Regions from separate parts of the Homo sapiens genome. Here region 2 is linked to region 1. Evidence: read pairs that join two places in POLR2A ChIA-PET (ENCODE). Cell type or tissue: OCI-LY7. All regions are shown on one strand. Links, peaks and the distances in the headings refer to the core of each region. The heading gives the core; the rest is flanking DNA. Region 1 has its middle 19 kb from the start of SNORA53. Region 2 overlaps TMPO (thymopoietin).

What was found. Peaks named below come from ENCODE experiments on the same cell type or tissue, not always from the same donor. Only the 100,000 strongest peaks of a DNase experiment are listed, where the experiment ranks them.
Region 2: POLR2A ChIA-PET joins it to region 1 with 7 read pairs; 4 of 35 experiments call an interaction of 5 or more read pairs at or near these places.

Annotation. Positions count from the first base shown.
Region 1 is chr12:98,616,284-98,620,683 of GRCh38, forward strand. It overlaps a transcript of IKBIP not described here. Among named protein-coding and RNA genes, the nearest start is that of SNORA53, 19 kb to the left of the region's middle. In OCI-LY7, for the core only: no CTCF peak of the experiment used is centred there; no DNase peak of the experiment used is centred there.
Region 2 is chr12:98,520,492-98,524,893 of GRCh38, forward strand. All of the region lies in intron 1 of TMPO (thymopoietin), which reads left to right. Among named protein-coding and RNA genes, the nearest start is that of TMPO-AS1, 6.5 kb to the left of the region's middle. In OCI-LY7, for the core only: no CTCF peak of the experiment used is centred there; a DNase peak (open chromatin) is centred at 210; H3K4me3 peaks cover 2,152 bases; H3K27ac peaks cover 2,595 bases.

The sequences.
Region 1 (4,400 bases), core at 401-4,400:
CTATGTCTTCTTTTGAGAAATGTCTATTCATGTCCATAGCCCATTGTTTAATTGGGTTTTTTTTTGCTATTGAGTTGAGTTCCTTATATATTTTGGATATTAAGCCATTCTCAGATTTATGGTTCATGAGTATTTTCTCCCATTCTATAGGTTGTCTCTTCACTCTGTTGACTGTTTCCTTTTCTGTACAGAAGATTTTAGTTTGACACAATCATATTTATCTATTTTTGCTTTTGTTGCTTGTTCTTTTCAGGTTCTATTCAAAAAAATCTTTCCCAAGACTAACGTCAAGAAGCTTTTTCCTCATGTTTTCTTCCAGCGGTTTTCAATTTCTGGTGTTACATTTAAGTCTTTAATTCATTTTGAATTGGTTTTTGTATATGGTTTGATATAAGGGTCCAGTTTCATTCTTCTGCATAGGATATCCAGTTTTCTCAACAGCATTTATTAAAGAGATGTCCTTTCCCTTTTGTGTGTTCTTGGCAACTTGGATGAGAATCATTTGAACATACACTTGTAGAAGTATTTCTGGGCTCTCTGTTCCATTAGTCTATGTTTTTTTTTTAAATGCTAGTATCACGCTGTTTGGATTACTACAGCTTTGTAATATATTTTGAGATCGGGTAGTGTGATGTCTCCAGCTTTGTTCTTTTTGCTCAAGATTGCTTTGGCTATTCGGGGTCTAAGGCAACTGCAAATAAGTTATAGCAAATGCTAGAATGAAGGGACCAATGTCCAAGACTATATGTCTACGCTTTATTGGCCTGTAACTTTTATGAACAGTTTTCTGGCCTATCTAACTATCCATGAGACCTTGAATAATTCAAATTCTCAAGTTCCTAGTATGTTGTTAGGCATGCAAAATATGTGGAACATAAAGATGAGTATAACTCGAGTTGTGGCCTCAACTTAGTTTAGTAGAGAAGACAGATAAGTAAAAGAAAAGAATTTCCAAGGTTCTAAAATTCTGATTCCAAATGCAGCTGTTTTTCAACTTTTGTATGTTTCAATGTCATCCTTCTTCCCCACTATACATTATGAACTGAAAGCTCTTAAATTGTCACCTTGATTTAACTTGGACACATTAACTGATAAACATTTGGAGCCACCCAAGTGTCTGGCAACATCTTGAGTTGTTATTTTTGTTGTTGTTTGTGGTGATGGTCCTGTGTCTGTGCACACACATGTGCGTGCCTATATAGCAGTGTTGGGGAGTTGAGTATTTTATCGAACTTTAAATATTTGACATTTTATTGCATTGTGCCATCAGTTAATAAAATGAAGAAGGGAAAATTACATAGCGATAAGATGGGTAGATCTCATAAACCACACAAAGTTGGATAAAGTCGTACAATTAAAACAAAGATGGAAATCAGGTAAGACTATTTAGCTTCAATCAGAAGATTAGCCTATGGACTGTGTGCTCAATTATGAAGAAAAATAAATTAAGAAACAAATGTAAAATGGCTAGAAATACATTGCTAATGCGTATGCCCAAAGACAGATATACAGTAATTACTCTGGAAAAAGAATCCCATTTATAATGTGTAAGTCAATCATTTGACTTTTGCATATTTAACTTTCAGCTTGTTTTCTAGGAAAGTACTATGTTGTAAAGTAGGAAATTATAACTTTCTATTAATAACCAAAACTAGTTTGATTTGACAGCATATACTGTACTACAGTATGTCCTAGTATGATCAAGAACAGTCTCTGCTTTTAGGGAGTTTGTAGTTTAGTTTGGGACACAGAATGTCGATAAATGTGTTACTTAAAATTCAGAAAAGAAGAAATAAAAAAGCTTGAGTCCAGGAGTTTGACGCTGTAGTGTGCTATGATTGTGCCTATGAATACCAACTGTGCTCCAGCCTGGGCACATAGCAAGACCCCCATCTCTAAAACAAAAAAATTGAAATTAAAATTTATAAAAACAAATAGACTGTAAAACATTTTTACAAAATTAAATATGCAGTTTAATCTAAAGATATCTTTTTTTCTAAAATAATTGTGTATTTCTTCAATGTTTTCTTATCAATTATCTTTCTTAAAAGAAAAAATTGAGGCCAGGCGCGGTGGCTCACGCCTGTAATCCCAGCACTTTGGGAGGCCGAGGTGGGCGGATCACAAGGTCAAGAGATCGAGACCATCCTGGCTAATGCAGTGAAACCCTGTCTCTACTAAAAATACAAAAAATTAGCCGGGCGTAGTGGTGGGCGCCTGTAGTCCCAGCTACTCAGGAGGCTGAAGTAGGAGAATGGCGTGAACCCGGGAGGCGGAGCTTGCAGTGAGCCGAGATTGTGCCACTGCACTCCAGCCTGGGCGACAGAGCCAGACTCTGTCTCAAAAAAAAAAAAAAAAATTTGAGATGGGGGTCTCACTATGCTGCCCAGGCTGGTCTTGAACTCCTGGCTCAAGTGATCCTCCCAAAGTGCTGGGATTACAGGCGTGAGCCACCACACCTAGCTTGAATTATCTTTCTTAAATTGTATTTGGATTACTTGGCTAATGCCAACCTTTTGAGATTATTTTGGTTATCATACATTTAGTTTTACTTAACACAAATAAAAATGAATTATGCTCAGAATATTATTTTGAGGGCAGCTTTAAAAAGAAGCATCCATATAGTTGCAAAATAATTATAATGAAGTACAGAAATGGGACAGTAGGACAAAATAATTCTAAGTAGCAACCCCCCCACTTCGCCCCATCATAAATGTTTAATTTCAAAATACACTTGAGGATTTTTCTCCTCAATTGCTTTATGCTTAAATTAATTATTGGTGGATAAGGTGGCCCAAAATGTGTTTTTTGGTAGAGAAGTGAGTTTGCGAAATGTTCCTGTGGGTATGACATTAAGCGGTAGCCACAAATAGGAAGGAAACCAAGAAGTGATTGCAAAATCACATTTTATTTTTAAGGAGGAAGTTTTGCAACATAGTGTATTTGATGAAACAATCTCCCAAGGGAGAAAGGACTAGACGGCTACTTTAATCTATTTCATTACCAGGTTATCATTTATTAATGTATCTACTCTGGTAAAAGTAGCTTAATAGCAATTAAACAATTAAGATGTTGATGAATGAGCTTAGCTTATTCTTAGAAGGATCAGATTATTAGGAAGAAGCTGTTAGTAAACCTCTTTGTTTCACTTGGTTGTTTATAATAGCAATGTATCATGAACTTCTATTGATCTTTATGAAAATATAAGCTCAATACAGTGTGGTAATAGTCTACAGATTGTTGTATTAAGTTATTTTAAAAATTACTTCGGGTTTGGTTAACCTATTTGCCTAGGATGGATAGAAGAGTTAGAGTCTATCAGTAGCTGAAAACAGCACATCAGTGAAGGCTGGGGATGGTGGCTCACGCCCGTAATCCCAGCACTTTGTGAGGCGGGGTGGATGGGTCACTTGAGCTCAGGAGTTCAAGACCAGCCTGGGCAACATGGTGAAACTCCATCTCTACAAAAATTACAAAAATAGCCGGGCTGAGCTGGGAGGATGGCTTGATCCTGGGAGGCAGAGGTTGCAGTGAGCTGAGATCATGCCACTGCACTCCAGTCTGGGCGACAGAACCAGACCCTTTCTCAGAAAAAAAAAAAAAAAAAAAAAAGTACATCAGTGATTTGATTATTTATTTATTTATTTATTTATGAGATGGAGTCTCACTCTATTGCCCAGGCTGGAGTGCAGTGGTGCAATCTCTGCTCACTGCAACCTCTGCCGCCTGAGTTCAAGTGATTCTCCGGCCTCAGCCTCCCAAGTAGCTGGGATTACAGGCATGCACCACCACACCTGGCTAAGTTTTCTATTTTTTTTTTTTTTTTTTTTAGTAGAGACGGGGTTTCACCATGTTGCGAACTCCTGACCTCAAGTAATCCGCCCACCTCAGACTCCCAAAGTGCTGGGATTACAGGCATGAGCCACTGCCCCCGGCCAGAATATTTATTAAATTCCTATCATATATTCAAGGTATGAGGTTAGATGCTGTCCTGTAATGTTAAACATTGCCTGGATCTACAAGCACAGCAACATGGTTCAAGAATATGATTTCTAGGTCCAATCTGCTTTCTAAAAACTTGCTAAAGGATTTTTTTTTTTTGAGACGGAGTCTTGCTCTGTCGCCCAGGCTGGAGTGTAGTGGCGCCATCTCAGCTCACTGCAACCCCTGCCTCCTGGTTTCAAGAGATTCTCCTGCCTCAGCCTCCCAAGTAGCTGGGATTACAGACGCTCACCACCACGCTCACCTAATTTTGTATTTTTAGTAGAGACACAGGTTTCACCATGTTGGCCAGGATGGTCTCGATCTCCTGACCTCGTGATCCACCCACCTCAGCCTCCCAAAGCGCTGAAATTACAGGCGTGGGCCACTGCACCCAGCTAGGTTCTTTGAATTCTATT
Region 2 (4,402 bases), core at 147-4,146, 96 kb before region 1:
AGACAAGGTTTCACCATGTTGGTCAGGCTGGTCTCGAACTCCTGACCTCGTGATCCACCTGCCTCGGCCTCCCAAAGTGCTGGAATTACAGGAGTGAGCCACCTCACCCGGCCAATACCAGGTCTTATTTCTTTTTTCCTTTTTTTTTTTGAAACGGAGTCTCAGTCTGTCATCCCAGCTGGAGTGCAGTGGTGCAATCTCGGCTCCCTGCAAGCTCTGCCTAGCTGAGACTACAGGTGCCCGCCACCACGCCTGGCTAATTTTATGTATTTTTAGTAAAGACTGTTAGCCAGGATGGTCTCTATCTCCTGATCTGGTGATCTGCCCGCCTCGGCCTCCCAGAGTTCTGGAATTACAGGCATGAGCCACCGCTCCCGGCCTCCAGGTCATATTTCTTAAAGAATATTTATAATCTTCTGCATAATGGAGTGGTAAAAAGGAATAAAAGAATATTTATTTATATTATAGGAGAAAGCCAAATTATGTTTGAGAGTTGCAGATAAGGGAGATTTTTAACATTTTAAGACAAATCAAGCATTAATGTGGATTTGGCCAAGATTAACTATTTGCATGCATATACCTTCTATTTAATCATGGGTTTATGAGGAATTTTTTTTTTTTTTTTTTTTTTTTTGAGACGGAGTGTCGCTCTGTCACCCAGGCTGGACTGCAGTGGCGTGATCTCCACTCACTGCAAGCTCTGCCTCCTGGGTTCACGCCATTCTCCTGCCTCAGCCTCCCGATTAGCTGGGGCTACGTGGTGGCACCTGCCACCACCCCCGGCTAATTTTTTTGTATTTTTAGTAGAGACGGAGTTTCACTGTGTTAGCCAGGATGGTCTGGATCTCCTGATCTTCTGATCCTCCCGCCTCAGCCTCCCAGAGTGCTGGGATTACAGACGTGAGCCACCGTGCCCAGCCTATGGGGAACATTTTTAATTAAATAAGAAATTGTTTCATTTCAGCTTCTACCATAGTCTCTTGGATTCACTTGGTATAATGTGACAAAACTTTGCATGTTAAAAGTTTTGTTTTTATTTTGTTTTCTTATTTCTAAGCTTTTTATTTTATGTATCTTGCTACCAATATTTTTAGGTGTTGAAACTACCTAGATTGTGGACACAAAAATAAACATTTACAGAGTTGGCAGTCTGCCTTTTTGTTTTAAGAGGCAGAGCCTGAAGGTGTAGCTATTTGGATCTAGTGGAGCATAATATTCTTGAATGATCTGTTCTGGTGAATTATGAGTGTGTGTTTGAGAAGGAGTCTTGCGCTGTCATCCAGGCTGGAGTGCAGTGGCGCGATCTCGGCTCACTGCAACCTCCACCTCCCGGGTTCAAGTGATTCTCCTGCCTCAGCCTCCTGAGGAGCTGGGATTACAAGCGTGCACCACCATGCCCAGCTAATTTTTTTATTTTTAGTAGAGACAGTTTCACCATGTTGGTCAGGCCGGTCTCAAACTCCTTCCTGACTTTGTGATCTGCCCCCCTTAGCCTCCTAAAGTACTGGGATTACAGGCGTGAGCCACCACGCCTGTCTGTGTGTTTGTTTGTTTTTTTAAGAGATAGGGTCTCGCTCTGTCCCTCAGACTGTAGTGCAGTGGTATGATCATAGCTCACTGCAGCCTCAAACTCCTGGGCTCAAGCCTCTGGAATAGCTGGGACTACAGGTGTGTGCCACCATGCCTAGCTGATTTTTAAAATTTTTATAGAGATAGTCTCACTATGTTGACCAGGCTGGTCTTGAATTCCTGGCCTCAAGGGATCCTCCTGCTTAGGCCTCCCAAAGCGTTGGGATTGTAGGTGTGAGCTGCTGCTCCTGGCCAAATTATGAATTCTCAATAGGAAATATTTGAAGACCTGGAAAAGAACATAAAAGCATGCTACCAATAGGAAATGTTAATTAAATCACAAATTTACCACCACTGTATAATAAGGTGTTAAGTTTACAGACTTGTGAATAATAGAGTTATAGATTCAAATTCCAGGTCTGCCACTTATTCATATGACACTGAACAGTGTCTTAATCTAAGATCCTCTATTTTCACCTGAAATAGAGGAATAACCTAATAGCTACTTAATCAGATTGAGGAGTACATGCCATTGCATATGTGAAGTGTCTAGTGCTTAGTAATTAATAGCCATTAAATGATTTCTGAATTTTTGTCTTTAATGTCAGGGCAATATAGTGCAATGTTACTAAAATATAATTTTGGGAAACGAATAAGGTAGATAAGTGAAAGTGACATGTATATCATAGCATGCAGATTTCCTGAGTTAGTGAAGAGCATGCTTGAACCTCAGTTTTCTGAGTTGTCAGATGGGGATATTAGCATTTTATTCCATAGATTTTTAGGACTCTGTAAGTTAATGCAAAGACACTTGGAACACAACTCAGTACGTAATACATAATAAGTGCCCACTAGAATATATTGTTATGGTTCAACATCTTTATACTAGAGGTAGAGATTAAAGGAATTAGAGAAGCTCATCGGTGATATCATAGAGCTGTTGGGTTTTGAAGTTGAAAAATACGTTAGAGATCATCGGGTAGCATAGTAGGTACTATTTTTGAGTGAAACTCTTAAGTGATCTACTTAAAGGAACAAAGCTTTCTGGAGGCAGAATTTAATGCAACTGATGCTTCCTTTTTCCTGACTGAAACTGCTAATCATGTACAGCACACTGTCTCCTAATTTTTTATCCTTATTAAATCTGAGATTTATAAAATGACATCACTTTTCTGGAACTTTTTTCCTGACAGATTAAAAACCACATGTTTGACTGTGTGCAGTGGCTCACACCTGTAATCCCAGCACTTTGGGAGGCCGAGGCAGGTGGATCACCTGAGGTCAGGAATTCGAGACCAGCCTGGCCAACATGGTGAAATCCTGTCTCTTCTAAAAATACAAAAATTAGTTAGTCGGGTATGGTGTTGCGCGCTTGTAATTTCAGCTGCTTGGGAGGCTGAGGCAGGAGAATCTCTTGAACCTGGGAGATGGAGGGCATGCCACTGCACTCTAGCCTGGGCAACAGAGTGAGACTCCATCTCAAAAAAAAAAAAATCACGTTTTTGGTTTTAATTTATCTGACTTACCTTATGTAGATTTGTTGGTCACTTATTTAAGATATCTTTGTTCAGCTGATGTTTTTCATTATGTTTGAAGGAAATATAATTGATTTTCTTTCTTTCTTTTTTTTCTTTAGGCGAAGTCTGGCCTTATCACCCAGGCTGGAGTGCAGTGGCGCAATCTTGGCTCGCTGCAATCTCCGCCTCCCCAATTCAAGTGATTCTCCAGCCTCAGCCTGCCGAGTAGCTAGGACTATAGGCGTGTGCCATCACACCTGGCTAATTTTTGTATTTTTAGTAGAGATGGGGTTTCACCGTGTTGGCCAGGCTGGTCTCAAACTCCTGACCTCAACGGGAGATCCTCCCTCCTCGGCCTCCCAAAGTGCTAGAATTACAGACATGAGCCACTGCCGAGAATTGGTTTTTACTTAGATTTGATAGGCCTGTTATTTCTAATAAGAAATGGATTTTCAAAAATAAATTACTTTTTCCTTCCCCAGATTTGACAAAACATTTATCAGGGGGCTATTCCTGTATCAGTCTTTTTAGAAATGTTTAGATGCTTGGAATAAGAATATGAGGATGATAGTGCGTCTGCTTTCTGTTGCTTGCCTCAATGCTGCATCCAGATCACCTGGGCTACACAATTACAAACAGATTATCTGGCCCAAGGTGAAGAATCAGAAATGGGTAAGACCTTTCCAAATAGAGGTAACAAGAGTTAAGATTTTGGGCTGGGTGCTGTGGCTCACGCCTGTAATCCCAGCACTTTGGAAGGCTGAGGTGGGCAAATCACGAGCTCAGGAGTTTGAGACTAGCCTGGCCAAAATGGTGAAACCCTGTCTCTACTGAAAGTACAAAAATTAGCTGGGCGTGGTGGCATGCACCTGTAGTCCCAGATACTCAGGAGGCTGAGGCAGGAGAGTTGCTTGAACCTGGGAGGCAGAAGGTTGCAGCAAGGCAAGATGGCGCTACTGCACTCCAGCCTGGGCGAGAGAGTTAAGAGACTCCACCTTGAAAAAGAAAAAAAAAAAAGAGTTAAGATTTTTTTTGAGACAGAGTCTTGCTCTATCGCCCAGGCTGGAGGGCAGTGGCATGATGTCGACTCACTGCAACCTCCGCCTCCCAGATTCAAGCAATTCTCCTGCCTCAGCTTCCCAGGTAGCTGGGATTACAGGCATGTGCCACCACACCCGGCTAATTTTTGCATTTTTAAAAGAGACGGGGTTTCACCGTGTTGGCCATGCTGGTCTCGAACTCCTGACTTCAAGTGATCCACCCACCTTGGTCTCCCAAAGTGCTGGGATTACAGGCATGAGCCACTGCACCTGGCC